4 separate regions of the Homo sapiens genome follow, and all the other regions are linked to region 2. A link is a contact called in ENCODE Hi-C or POLR2A ChIA-PET data. All regions are on one chromosome and are shown on one strand. Each heading gives the region's core, a stretch centred on a gene start or an enhancer-like site at or near the end of the contact. The rest is flanking DNA. Distances are from core to core; before and after follow the strand shown.

Region 1 (3,153 bases), core at 439-2,938, 850 kb before region 2:
GTCTTGTAGCTTCCACTCTTCTCCTCCACCCATTTGCCATACAGCAGCAAAATGGTGTTAAAATGGATAGCATCATGCCTATCCATTTTTGTGTAATCCCAGGACTTTGGGAGGCCAAGGAGGGTTGATCACTTGAGGCCAGAAGTTCAAGACCAGCCTGGACAACATGGCAAAACTCTGTCTCTATTAAAAATACAAAAAATTAGCCAGGCGTGGTGGGACACACCTGTGATCCCAGCTACTTGGGAGGCTGAGACAGGAGAATTTTTTGAGCCCAGGAGGTGGAGGTTGCAATGACCTGAGATCATGCTATTGCATTTCAGCCTGAGGGACACAGCCAGACTCAATCTAAAAAAATAAAAAAATGAAAATAAATTTTAAAAAAGCCCTTTAATGAATCTGCATTGTGCTTCAAATGCAATCCAAATTCCTTACTGACCCACCTCATCTATCCCCTGCAAACCTCCCCAGTTTTGTTTCATGCCTTTCTCTTTCTAGCTCATCAGGCTCCACTTAGCTTTTTGGCAACTGAAATGTGCCAAATTCTAGCTTGTCTGGGGGCCTGCAACCTATCTGTTTCCCTAACCAGCATACACTCACCCCCTTGCTTGGGTGGCTCCTTGTCTTTTCAGCCTTAAGTGTCAGCTCCTGGGAGGATTTCCCCCTGAAATAAAACCCCCCTTAATCCTCTATTATTAGTCTCTAGTTTCCCACGTAATGGGTAAAACAGTTTGTAACTGATTTTACGTGTGTATTATTATTTTAATTGAGACGGGGTCTCACCACATTGCCCAGGCTGGTCTCAAACTCCTGGGCTCAAGCGATCCACCCACTTCGGCCTCTCATAGTGCTAGGATTACAAGTGTGAGCAACCACACTCGGCCATGTATTTTTGTTTGTTTGTTTGCCTCTCTCCCCCATTTGTGAATTTTTTTTTTTTTTTTTTTTTGAGACAGGGTCTCACTGTTACCCAGGCTGGAGTGCAGTGGCTTGATGTCAGCTCACTGCAACCTCCACCTCCTGGGCTCCAGCGATTCTCCCACCTCAGCCTCCCGAGTAGCTGGGACCACAGGCAAACGCCACAATCACCGGCTTTTTTTTTTTTTTTGTAGGGACGAGGTTTCACCATGTTGCCCAGGCTGGTCACGATCTCCTGGACACAGGAGATGCGCAGCGCCCGCCTCGGCCTCCCAAAGTGCTGGGATTACGGGCGTGAGCCCGCGCCCGACCTCTCCCCGATTTGAACGCGTTTCGAGGACCGCTTCCCACAAAGAGTGGCATCTCAGCCAGGAGGTGAGAGCCCCGAGGGGAAAAACAGGCCAGCCAAGGGGAGTGAGGGAACGATTCCAGGAACTCAGAAGAGCAAACAAAAGCCTTGTGGAGATAGCTTACCGCTACTGAATCAGGAAAAAAAAATCGGTATGTCTGAGGTTAAATAGGGAATAGGGAAATGAGGGGCAAGGTCATATGGCCATAAACAAGGGTCTGGGCGGGGGATATGGGGTTTCGTCCCAAGGGAGGAGAGCAAAGATAACACGAGGGGAAAGGACGGGGGCCTCCCTGCTCCCTCTGGTCCCGTATCGCCCTCACATACGCGGTCAAAGTCCGGGGCGGAGAGGTGGCAGTGACAGTCCACCAAGCCTACGCCAGCCGCTCGCATTGCGCCCCGGCGGCTGCCGCTTTAGACCGGCCAGCAGAGCCGGAGCCGGAACGTTTCAGCTGCAGCGTCCTGAGTTTCCAGCCGGATGCATGCTGGTTACACCAGTGTGAACCCGCTTTTCCGCTCCCAGAGTGCCCCGCCCACAGTTCCGACGAAAAATGGCGGGGTCTCCTGAGTTGGTGGTCCTTGACCCTCCATGGGACAAGGAGCTCGCGGCTGGCACAGAGAGCCAGGCCTTGGTCTCCGCCACTCCCCGAGAAGACTTTCGGGTGCGCTGCACCTCGAAGCGGGCTGTGACCGAAATGCTACAACTGTGCGGCCGCTTCGTGCAAAAGCTCGGGGACGCTCTGCCGGAGGAGATTCGGGAGCCCGCTCTGCGAGATGCGCAGTGGGTACGGGACCAGTTAGCCAGTTCTTTACTCATCATCCTCTTACCCAACACCCAGGATCTTAGGATTCAGAAAGATCCCACGCCAGGCCTTGGCAGAATTAACGGTGCCCCAGGCTACTGTAGAACCAGTTCGAGAAACGCTAGAGGAGAAAGAAATAGATGCTAATGTCAGCTGGGTCTTATTAATTACTTAGACCAGCGCTGTCCAGTGAAAATACAAGGCAAGCTAATCTTTATGTAGTTTTAAACTAAAAGTAAGAAATAGGTGAAGTTAATGGAAATAAGACATTTTGTTTAACCCAATAAATCCAAGGTATTTTAACATGTAATAATATCAAATGAATGAGATATTTTACATTCTTTTGTTCGTACTAAGCTTTTCAAATCTGGTGTGCTGCATTTACGGCACATCTTCGAACTAGTTACATTTAAGCGCTCAGTAACTACAAAGTGGCTAGTGGCTCACCTGTTGGACAATGCAGCCGCAGACAATGAGGAATTCTCCTGGAAAGGGTAATTCTGGAAGTCAGCCATTCACCCAAGCAGCATTTGATCTTTCCTTTTGCATGTTTTATTTATTTATTTATTTTATTTTATTTTTTTTTTTTGAGACAGAGTCTCGCTCTGTCGCCCAGGCTGGAGTGCAGTGGCGCGATCTCGGCTCACTGCAAGCTCCGCCTCCTGGGTTCACGCCATTCTCCTGCCTCAGCCTCCTGAGTAGCTGGGACTCCAGGCGCCTGCCACCACGCCCGGCTAATTTTTTTGTGTTTTTAGTAGAGACAGGGTTTCACCGTGTTAGCCAGCATGGTCTCGATCTCCTGACCTCGTGATCCGCCCGCCTTGGGCTCCCAAAGTGCTGGTATTACAGGCGTGAGCCACCTCGCCCGGCCTATTAACCTTTATTTTTACTGTTTGCACTGTGGTCATTCATAACTCACAAATGTGCGGTATTATGAGCTTTTAAATTTTTTCCGCTAATATAAGTAGATTGGTGCCTGTTATAAGGAAGCACACAATCCCTTTATTTCTTGTGTTCCCAAAAAACTACCACCTTCAGGGCTTTGCAAAAATATTTAAGAAAGGCTTGGGAAATGTGGTATAG
Region 2 (3,462 bases), core at 951-3,450:
CTTGAAAGTGTTCCGTGCAACATCCAGCCTTCTGGATTATGAAAGCCCACAGTCTAACAGTATTGAAACATCCTGCTGTATTAGTTCAACCACATATTTATCTCTTCCTGTGCTAAAGCAGTCTTTATTATTTTCATATTTAATTGAAACAAAGAGCAGCTAGCAATTTCATAGAAAATTAATTTGTTTTTTCTGATGTGTCTGCAACTGTGTATAATACAGACATTTCACATTGTTTCCAAAAGTGAAGAACACTCATTTAATATCTTCAATGTTTTAAGTTAGAAGGGGTGGATCTTTTCCTTTGGTTGGTGATTGGTTTGGTTTATACTTGATGAGTTATGCTAGACTGATTGTTTAGAGAGAGCAGTCTCTTTATTACACAGGCTCAGTTTGTTGGGATGCTCAGGGAACAGAGTTTTCTGGTTAGCCAGAAAACCCCCTTTTTTCCTATTTTAATTCTGGTTGAAAACCATGATAAAATAGACTTTCTTAGCACAGTATGGTAGATATAACTTAACTGCTTTTTGATTGGGGATCATTTAGGGCTTCAGGATCACGATTTCTAAACATCAGGGATCATATGGTTGCAGATGCCGATGCTATAAGTAATTTGGCCGGATGCAGCTCCTAAGGTAAAGCAGGGTACTTTCCCTGGAATTTCCTTTTTAAATAAATATCTGTTTCTTTGCTTGTGTTTTGCCTTTTTCTCTTCAAAGTCAACATTAATTCAAAGGAGAATGGAGCTTAAGATAAAAAATAAAAAGGGGTTGTTGTTTTTTTTTTCTTTCTTGTCATGCGGCCTCTGGGACTGAGAAGTGATTTGCAACTTGGGTCTCTCCAAGATTGCTTGCCTTCATGAGCACAACCCATTGTACTGCTAACAGCCAGAACATTCTCATAAAATGTGTACAGATCTACAGTGTCCACGGTTGAATGACATCTCTTCAGATGCAGCCCAGTTGTATGAGGTTCACACAACCTACACAGTCATCTCAGCACCTGGGAACACGTGCTTAGGAAAAATTGCCAGAGCAGTGCAGAACCCCTTGTTCTTTTACCAGGTGTGGAAACAGCTGAATCAGAAAGCCTGGGTTTCACTCTTGGTTCTGGTGAATTAGCTGTGTGACCAAGCAAGTCACTTTACCTCTACATCTTAGGGGTTTTTTTTTTTGTCTGTCAAGTGACTGAATTAGACTGGTTTTCTGGATTCCAGCCTAGAGTTGTATTATCAAGTGACTGAAAGACTAAAAACAAACAAAAACATTTCTTAAATTGGAGATCTTTTTTATTTGTAATTAAGTGGCTATTTTCAGGGTTAAAGTTTACAATGTGGATTTCAAGCTTCTGGTGCCATTCAAGGTAGATTTCTCCAAAAAAGAAGCAAATCTTGTAAGCCATCAATTCCCTTTGAGAACTTCCCAAATGTTATGTTCTTAAAAGATAGGTTTTGATAGCTATGTTTATGAACTTTTTAACTTGGTGTATTATGGGCTCCTGGCACAAACTCAGAAAGGAATTTTTTTTTTTTTTTTTTGAGACAGAGTCTCGCTCTGTTGCCCAGGCTGGAGTGCAGTGGTGCAATCTCAGCTCACTGCAACCTCTACCTCCCAGGCTCCGGTGATTCTCCTGCCTCAGTCTCCCGAGTAGCTGGGATTACAGGCATGTGCCACCACGCCTGGTTAGTTTTTATATTTTTTAGTAGAGATGGGTTTCACCATGTTGGCCAGGATGGTCCCAAACTCTGGTGATCGCCCGTCTTGGCCTCCCAAAGTGCTAGGATTACAGGTGTGAGCCACCGTGCCTGGCCAGGAATTATTAAAATAAAAGCAAGTCCAAGAAGTTCAGAGTATAACTGAACTGAACATAACTCTGAAGCAAGAAAGACTTATTTTAGTATGTCCATTAGATCCAGGATTGGAACTCTGATTTTGTTTAGTAAAATATCTACTGAATTTTTGGCATCAACTGTTAAATGGTTATTTGTGGTGGGGGAAGCTGTTTATAACTTCAACACTACACTAATGAATGAAAAGAAAAATGAGATGCAGAAAAGAAAGATGCATACTAATTGTGAAGTGGGCATGTTCCCTAAATTTAGAAATATGAAGGGCACTTGCTGGTTAAAGCTAGGAAGACAGGACTAGTTTTTCTCAGTGCTTCGTCACTTTGCAGTGCAGTAGTGTTTCCTTATCTGCAGTTTTTGCTTTTCACTTTCACTTTGCTTTTCAGTTTCAGTTCCCAGAGGTGAAGATAGACCACATTCACATAATTTTTATTACAGTATATTGTTACAATTGTTCTATTTTATAATCACTTAATCTCTTTACTGTGCCTATTTTATAAATTAAACTTTGGCATAGGTGTGTATGTATAGGAAAAAATGTAGTGTATATAGGGTTTGGTACTATCCTCAGTCATAGGCATCCACTGGGGATCTTGGAACGTATCTCCTACTGATAAGGGGGACTGCTGTGTAGTCCAGTGACTGAGAGCACCAGCCTTTGGGGCCATACTGCCGAGGTTCCAATCTTAACTTTATGACCTTGGACAAGCTACTTAGTCTCTCTATGCCTCAATTTCCTTATTCCTAATAGAGAAACATATTAGTGTTTCATGGGGTAGGTATGAGAATTAAGTGAGTTAGTATAGAATTTACTTAGAACATGCTTGGCATATAGTAAAACAGATATATAAGCATTTGCTTTTATTATTACTACTACTGTCATTATCCTCCTTAGTATTTTTTTTTCCAAAGTGTTAGATCAGTTCTCACTGAGCATTTTATTACCTTGTCTCTGCTATTAAACACATTTAAGCTATCTTTCCTAATGCAATTTGGGTACATTGAGTAATAATGATCTAAACAAAATAGAATTTCTGTCTACTATGCTATAAATCATTTAATTAAAATATGTAAAGGCAGACATACAAGGAAATATATGTAAATACATTCTGCTGATTGCCTTCAGTGATGATAGCAATAGAATGTTGACTATTCAGAAATTAATGTATTCCAGCTTAAACTAAGACCTTCAGACATAACCTTTCTAGCGCAAACCAACCAAGATAGCAGGCAATTTGCAACTGGGGAATATGCCATTTCTCATGTTAAGATACTGTTCAGAGAAGAACAAACCAATTAGACAAGATCCTCAGACTAGGGTCCCAGAGAAGTCAGTTTAAATTCTATTTATAAGACTCATCATTAATCCTTAGATAAGTCACTTGATCTTTCTGTGCCAATACCTGCCAACAGAATATTGAGAATAAGATGACCTGGCACTTGGTATGTAGAGTATAGGCACCACTGACCAACAGAACTTTCTGTAATGATGGAGGCGTTCTAAATTTGCACTAACCGCTACAGCCACTGGCCACATGTAGCTATTGAGTACTTAAAATATGGCTAGTGTGATTGAGGAACTGAATTAATTTACTTTTAATTCAGTTAAATTTAAT
Region 3 (3,586 bases), core at 597-3,096, 610 kb after region 2:
TGCAAGCCTAACAAGACTGACTCTGAGGCATCTAGCTCCCCGACTGTGCAAATCATCCCCACTGAAACATCCCAGTCCCTATCGTCAGGACGTTCAGTGGACGGCAGCTCTTTTCCACACTCTTTCCATCGCCCTACTACCCAAGTCCAGCGGGCTTGCTGCTGACAGAGGGAAATACCACCATCCTACCCTGCCCGTCACAACAGGCCTCTCAGCCCAGAGGCCGTGGGAGAAGTCGCCTTCTCCATCACTTCCCATGTTCCAGATGCTGGCTCAGACACTTTCTCCTGCCTCTGTCCAGGAGCCAGGGATCTGAGAGGTGATCCATTCCATAGAGTTACAACAAAAACAGTAACTGTAACAAAATCAAAAACCTTTACAGAAGCTAGGCGTTTTCCACTTCCATCTTACATCCATCGTTCCTGCAGCAATTTCTGTCTTTCTAGTTCAAATTAGAGTTAGGGATGGAAGTGTTTCCACCCAAACCATCAATTACATTAACACCCCTGTTTTCAGCTTTGTGAGTACATAAGGCAGAGCAGCTGCACTGGGATTTGAGAGTTCCTAGCCCAGCCTTTTGCTGCCTAAAATTATCTCGCACACACCCAAAACTGTTCTATTTCCAGAAATGGTTCAACTAATTTCTTTGCATCTCAGGTCTTCCAGAGCCCTTTTAAAATGCAAGTATCTCTGGAGGAAATAACCATATTCCACTGGCCCCAGCCCAGTTCTCACACAGCACCTGCCCAATAAATATTTACAGAATTAAACTGGTTACCAGATGCCTATCCTCACAGGAGGTGGGTCAGAGCCCAAGGCTATGGAGGGTGGGGGCTGCAGGGGCAGCCCTGGCAGGGAGCCTCGCCTGGTTTCACCAACCTCAATGCTCGCCTGAGGCAGCTCTGCCTGCCACAGCGAGATAACTGAGTTCTCATGAAAGTAAATCTGAAATACCCAAATATGGAAACTTAGCAGAAGGAGGCCGAATGAGCAGAGAAAGTCGGCCAGCCAGAGTGGCCCAGTGGGACCCGCAGCAAGAGCGTGGCCCCGAAAATTCTCAGAACCACCAAGACCCTGCAGAACAGGAACAAAGTGGAGACCATCTGGTACGGAGAACTCAGAATCTGCGAATTCTCTGGGTGCCTCTGGGCAACTCCTTCCACCTCTCGGAGCTTTGGTTTGCGTCAAGGTTCCTTAGAGCTCGCCTTCTGGGGGAGGGGGGTAGCTGCTTTCTAAAGGAAGACGCGCAAACGAACAGCTGGTAGAGGCTTCCATTCCTTGCAATCCTGAAGTTTCATTCTGGAGTTGCTTTGATTGGAAAGCCCTGCAAAGGTGGAGAGGGTGCCTTCGGGTGCGGAAGGGGGCCAGGGCCTGGTTTGCAGTGCGGATGTGCGGGACGTGCCTGAAAGTCCTCCCCGCCAGTGCACCCCGACGGAACCTGGCCCCTCCGGTCCACAGCCGCCCTCTGGACCAGCTCCCCAGCTTTGGACCCCCAGTCTCCGCCCTCGCCACACCTCTCCCCGGCTAAGAAACCCGCTCCGCACCGCTCCCGCTGTCCCCGGGCCGTCGGCGGTCACCTGCCCCGCCGGTCTCCCGCAAGCCCGGGCCCCTCCGCCTCCCCCGGCCCAGCCGCCGCCTCGCGCCCTCCCCGCCGGTCGGGGACCGGCCGGACGCCAGCAGGCGCTTTCGGTTTCAAAGTAACTGGGACGAGATGAAAAGCGCTCGTCGGTGTCCCCACCCCGGCCCTTCCGTCGCGAGGGTGCCCAGGGCGGCGACCCGCCGGACTCACGTGGGGCTCGGCGCGCGGGCTCCGCGAGGCCGGTCTGCAGGCGCGGCTGCTGCTCCTGGCTGCGGCCGGCGGCGGCGGCGAAGCGGAGGCGAGGCCTGGGGCGGGGCCGGGGCGCGGGCGGAGGGGCGCGGGCGGGCGCAGGGGAAGAGCGGACGCGCAGGAAGGGGTCGGGAGGAGGCTGAGACCGTCATCCAGGCGGTTGGAAAGCTAACCTACCCGCTTCAGAACCGTTAGTATCTACAAGTCCAGTCATCTGATTTCCCTCACGTGCGTCTGAATTGTGGCCGTCTTGCTCTTCCGTCAGGCACAACAAGGCTCAGCCCGTCCTCTCCTGTGTTGACCCATTTGCTCAAGGCCTTGCTTGAGATCTGGCTCAAATCAGTCCTTCCTGGACTTTCCTTCAGGGTAGCACAAATTTGCCAGCCCTCCTCTTGCTGTTGGCCTAACACCAGCAATCTCTGAGAGTTGTAGAGCTCCCCGGTTGGCTTCCCAAACATCTCCTGTGGTCCTCAAAACAAGCTGGTGAAGTAGGCCTGGTCATCCCCATTTTACAGATGAGCTGTCTGAGGGCCAGAGCAGCAACGTGGAGTGACGTACCCAAGGTTAGACACGCTCAGCAAGCTCTGCAGCTGGAACTTGAATCCAGGTCTGCTGTCTGCCTGTCTCTCTCCCTCTCTCTCTCTCTATACGTATTTTTTATTTTATTTTATTTTTTGAGACGGAGTCTCGCTCTCACGCCAGGCTGGAGTGCGGTGACGCGATCTCGGCTCACTGCAACCCTGGCCTCCCAGGTTCAAGCAATTCTCCTGCCTCAGCCTCCCGAGTAGCTGGGATTACAAGCATGTGCCACCACGCCGGGCTAATTTTTGTACTTTTAGTAGAGACGGGGTTTCACCATGTTGGTCAGGCTGGTCTCATCTCTTGACCTTGTGATCCGCCTGCCTTGCCCTCCCAACAGGCGTGAGCCACCGCGCTTGGCCTGCGCACTCTTAGATACGGGCTCTTTCTTACAATATATTCTCTCCAAGGGCAATACATTCTATATAAATGAAATGGACCAAAATTCCAATTCTATCTAGATCCTTTACTTTCAGTTAGGCCACCGTGGGAAAAGTACTTAACTGCTCTGAGTTTCAGTTACCGTCCTCGTCAATAAAAGGGGAGAATAATACACACCTTGGGAGTCAAAAACTCAGATGTGCACAGGAGCTCGGCAGGAAACATACAGGAGGGAGGCAGAGGTTGTGGTCATGGAGAAAGGAGGGAGGCGCTGGTGCACTAAAGAGCAGGTGGAGGATCTAGTGGAGCAGCCACCACCCAGTGCCAGCCTATTGTTACCTGATCTCTTATTTCTCCAAAGAGCCAGAAATCCAGATCCAAACCTTTTTTGGTTGGTGAGTTAGATGAACCGCTCCGTGGGGGAGAGGCACTGGTGGGTGTTGCTTTGGGACTGTAGATCTGTCTCATAATCTTCTCATGAGAATTAAATGAGATGGCACTCCTGTACGCCTAACACAGAGTAGGTGCTTAGTGAACCCAAGTTCTCCTTCCTGTTCTGCCATACACTATACTTTCCCTCTCTTTTTGTGGGTGTGTATTTTTTGAGAGAGGTTCTCACTCTGTCACCCAGGCTGGAGTGCAGGGGCATGATCACAGCTCACTGCAGGCTGGATCTCCTGGGCTCAAGTAATTCTGCCGCTTCAGCCCCCAGAGTAGCTGGGACTACAGGCACACACCACTACGCCCACCTCCCCCAGCTCCTTTTTTTTTTTTTTTTTTTTTGAAGAGATGGAGACT
Region 4 (3,370 bases), core at 398-2,897, 560 kb after region 2:
ACCTGTAGTCCCAGATACTCAGGAGGCTGAGGTGGAGGCTGCAGTGAGCTCTGATCACGCCACTGCACTCCAGCCTGGGCGACAGAGTGAGACCCTGTCTCAAAAACAAACAAACAAAAAAACAAAAAAAAACACTAAAAACAAACTACAGCCTCCACCTCCCTCAATAGTGAGTACAGAGTTATCACTCCTCTCTCTGAAATTAGATTTATAATATTTTAGTGACCTAGCCTAACCTTAACATTTTACAGATGAGTAAACACATCTAGCACTTTTACCTGATTTGTCCAAAGTTGCTCTTATACAATTTGTATTCTGTGCAACTGAGATGGGATTTATCTGCTATTTTATGTGGCCTTTTTATGAAGGCCTTTTCATGTTTCTCCTTCAGGTCGGAACTAAACCTCAGAGTTCTTCAAAACCCCAATTACCTTTATTGTCTTACATAAGCTAGCTGCCCAAATGTTTGCTGAGAATAGTGATAACCATTGTCATATTGAGGTAGAGGAAGGGGGCTGGTTGGTGGGTACTGGTTTAGGGGTACTTTTTTAAGGAAGCATGAGCACATTTTGGATATGCAAAATATTATTAAGTTTAGAGCTTAGATTTGGAAAAACAACACTTAAGCGTCTGTGTAAGGAGAGCTCTGAGAAAAGGGTTTTCAGACAGAACCCAAATTTCTCAAGAAGAACCCTCTAAACAGCATTAAGGAAAAAAATTCCTCTGTAGAAGCAACTAAGAAAAAAAGGAATACTCAGTATTTGGGAAAGAGAAAGGAATGAATGATAACAACACCAGATTGAGTAAGCTACACAATAAATCCAAATTTCAGCCCTACCACATCCAACCTATGTTGCCTTGAGCAAATTATTAAACTTTTCTGTGCCTCAATTTTCTCATGTCTGCCTACTTAAGGACTGCGTGGGAAGATTAAATAAAATGCATGTAAAGCACTTAGGTCAGTACCTTACTCTTAAGGCACTCTTAAGGGTTTGAGAAGGAAGGGAGGGACGTTAAGTGGAATGGTCCTTGGTACATTTTTGTTCCGCGGCAGTAGGATTCTGAAACAGAGGACATAATTACAAAGAAAGTTGGAGTAAGAAGTGGTGGTGCGGGCATCACATTTTCCTGGTGAGTATCTGAGGGCCCATCACAACTGTAGGAAGCGGAAGGGCTAATAAGTGTCAGGCCAAGAGCACACCCTCCAGGGTGCATCTGAGAAGTCGGCGGCCGTCGAGTATTAGCACTTAAATACTACGAGAGCTTTCATGACAAAGGACACATCTTTTGGGGAAACTCAGAGCTTGGGAGCGGCCTCATTAGCGGGGGACCGGGCAGAGGGGGGCTACCAACAGTCCCCTCGGAGTGACCGAAGGGAGATTGAGGAAAGAGTGAGGTGGGAAGAAAATGGCGGCGCGGCTTCTACCGGTTTGCCTTCACACTCTAGCCACAGCCCCGGCTGGAACGGTCACTTACTGGAAACTGCAGAGAAACAACCTGTTTGGTCCGACTTGACAACCTCAACCGGACCGAAGGTGCTGAACAACCAGTGCGGCGAGCGCCGCGAAACCCAACGCCCGACCGCGTAGGGAACGTCACAGCGCGCGCACGCGCAACAGTCGACTAGAAATGTCCGGCCTACGCCACAGAGCGGGGCGGGAGCGGAAGCGACTCTTCCGGTCGCGGGAGCCTTAGGCAAGAGCTGCTGGACTGGAGGGAGGGAGGGGAGGGGAGGGGAGGGGCGCGGGGACTCAAGCCACGGTTTTTGTGTCCGCGGCTGCACCCCTCTCGAAGCGTTTTCACGCACATGTGAGAAACCTCACACCCTGGGGCCGATTTCTTTAGTAGATTGGCGCCCAAATGGCAAAGATTTCCAGGGATTTGTTTGGGATTCCATATTTTTGTAGATTTGCCGAGATTGGATACTAGTACAATATTGAGAATTCCCGTCCAGCAATGTGGCTATTTTTTTAAATTAATTCAGTTCTCCCTTTGTTTTTCAGGTAAAGCGTTGCAGTTCGCTTGGTGTTGTGCGCATTTAACATTTTTTCATAGCTATTTTTGTTATTGTAGTTTGTTTTTACTAATAGACTATTAATCCATTAGTATCCTTGTATAAGAATGGCTTTTGATTGTTGATCTATCTGGACACTTCACTAAACGTTCGTATTCTAAAAATTTGACAGGCAGTCCTCTTTGATTTGTAGGTAAGAATTTATCTGTAAAGAACAATTTTGGCTTTTCCCAAGAATCCAGTGCAACACTGAATAGTAGCCGGAGGTACTTATTTCTTACCAGGAGTTATTTTGGATTGCATCTTAGGTTTCATTCAAGATATCTTCTGCAGGTTTATGGTGTGTGTGTGTGTGGGTGTATAGGCAAATTATGTTCTTTTCGTAGTTTACCATATCGGTTTTTTTTTTAATCAGCAAATGACTAAGTTTTACCAAGTATTTTCAGTATCAGTCTTTGAGATGATTGTATGGCCTTTTTTCCATTACTCTACAATAAAATAACTACAATAATAGATTTTCTAATGGTGAGCCAAACTTAGAATCCTGGTATCTTATTTTTTCAATATATTGCTGGATGCAATTTGCTGTGTAGTTAATTTTGGATTTTCATGTATGCACCTAAGTTAGATTGGCTTATGGTTTTCTTTTGCTGTCCTTGTCTAGTTTTGGTATCAGGTTGTGCTAGGAGTCAGACAGGTTAACTTATTTTTGTATGACCTGGAATAGACATAGCATGTGTGAATGATACATTTCTTAGGTTTTGAAGAACTCATCTTTAAAGCCTTCTGGGTGTGGTGCCATCTTAATGGATAGTTTTGTTTTTTATATAGCGTCCATCGTTATTGATACCTAGAATTTTTTCTTTTGCTTCTTGAGAAAATTAGTTTTTTCTAGAAAAGTATTGGCCGGGTGCGGTGACTCACGCCTGTGATCCCAGCACATTGGGAGGCCGAGGAGGGCGGATCACGAGGTCAGGAGATCGAGACCATCCTGGCTAACACGGTGAAACTCCGTCTCTACTAAAAATACGACAATGAAAAATTAGCCGGGCATGGTGGCGGGCGCCTGTAGTCCCAGCTACTCAGGAGGCTGAAGCAGGAGAATGGCTTGAACCCGGGAGGCGGAGCTTGCAGTGAGCTGAGATTTTGCTACTGCACTCCAGCCTGGGGGACAGAGCGAGACTCCATCTTTAAAAAAAAAGTATTTCAGCTATATTTTCTAACATTTAAAAAAATCTCATATTGTTCTCAACCATTCTTATATATTCTTATATATATATTCTTATATATTGTATTGGAGTCTTTTTCTTGATCATATTTATCAAACCAGCTTTTGGTTTTATAGATAAAATCTGT

Evidence for each region. A loop is a pair of places that touch in the nucleus more often than their neighbours do. ChIA-PET counts read pairs that join two places held with the same protein, here RNA polymerase II (POLR2A). Pooled maps may share reads with other maps.
Region 1: a pooled map shows a loop between it and region 2 (4-fold over the local background). The contact joins the promoter of TATDN3 here to the enhancer-like site in region 2. A Hi-C loop is called at or near these places in 1 of 37 single-sample maps with no recorded cell type and 3 of 50 pooled maps. POLR2A ChIA-PET finds 5 or more read pairs at or near these places in 1 of 52 experiments (activated T-cell).
Region 3: a loop to region 2 is called in a pooled map, with 5 times the contacts of the local background. The contact joins the promoter of TRAF5 here to the enhancer-like site in region 2. A Hi-C loop is called at or near these places in 3 of 37 single-sample maps with no recorded cell type and 6 of 50 pooled maps.
Region 4: a loop to region 2 is called in a pooled map, with 4 times the contacts of the local background. The contact joins the promoter of LINC00467 here to the enhancer-like site in region 2. A Hi-C loop is called at or near these places in 7 of 50 pooled maps. POLR2A ChIA-PET finds 5 or more read pairs at or near these places in 2 of 52 experiments (MCF 10A and activated CD4-positive, alpha-beta T cell).

The regions. Positions count from the first base shown.
Region 1 is chr1:212,790,429-212,793,581 of GRCh38, reverse strand. TATDN3 (TatD DNase domain containing 3) reads right to left here and starts at 1,688. Exons shown (of 10, transcript NM_001042552.3): 1 at 1,595-1,688. The coding sequence starts at 1,660. NSL1 (NSL1 component of MIS12 kinetochore complex) reads left to right here and starts at 1,805. Exons shown (of 6, transcript NM_015471.4): 1 at 1,805-2,052. The coding sequence starts at 1,819. RefSeq lists enhancers at 1,600-1,879, 2,354-3,132.
Region 2 is chr1:211,937,634-211,941,095 of GRCh38, reverse strand. INTS7 (integrator complex subunit 7) reads left to right here. Exons shown (of 20, transcript NM_015434.4): 20 at 1-693. Among named protein-coding and RNA genes, the nearest start is that of INTS7, 96 kb to the left of the region's middle. RefSeq lists an enhancer at 2,112-2,191. Within about 2 kb of position 2,200, at least 5 of the 41 ENCODE cell types and tissues checked have a DNase peak (open chromatin) inside an H3K27ac peak, as active enhancers do.
Region 3 is chr1:211,325,093-211,328,678 of GRCh38, reverse strand. TRAF5 (TNF receptor associated factor 5) reads right to left here and starts at 1,846. Exons shown (of 11, transcript NM_001033910.3): 1 at 1,790-1,846. RefSeq lists a silencer at 1,552-1,921 and enhancers at 1,982-2,371, 2,641-3,142.
Region 4 is chr1:211,381,032-211,384,401 of GRCh38, reverse strand. LINC00467 (long intergenic non-protein coding RNA 467) reads right to left here and starts at 1,647. Exons shown (of 6, transcript NR_026761.2): 1 at 1,477-1,647. LOC124904504 (a long non-coding RNA gene) reads left to right here and starts at 1,658. Exons shown (of 2, transcript XR_007066868.1): 1 at 1,658-1,809; 2 at 2,004-3,370. It overlaps LOC107985259 (a long non-coding RNA gene), which reads left to right and starts at 118. Exons shown (of 2, transcript XR_001738447.1): 1 at 118-1,131; 2 at 1,448-1,576. RefSeq lists an enhancer at 1,465-1,534.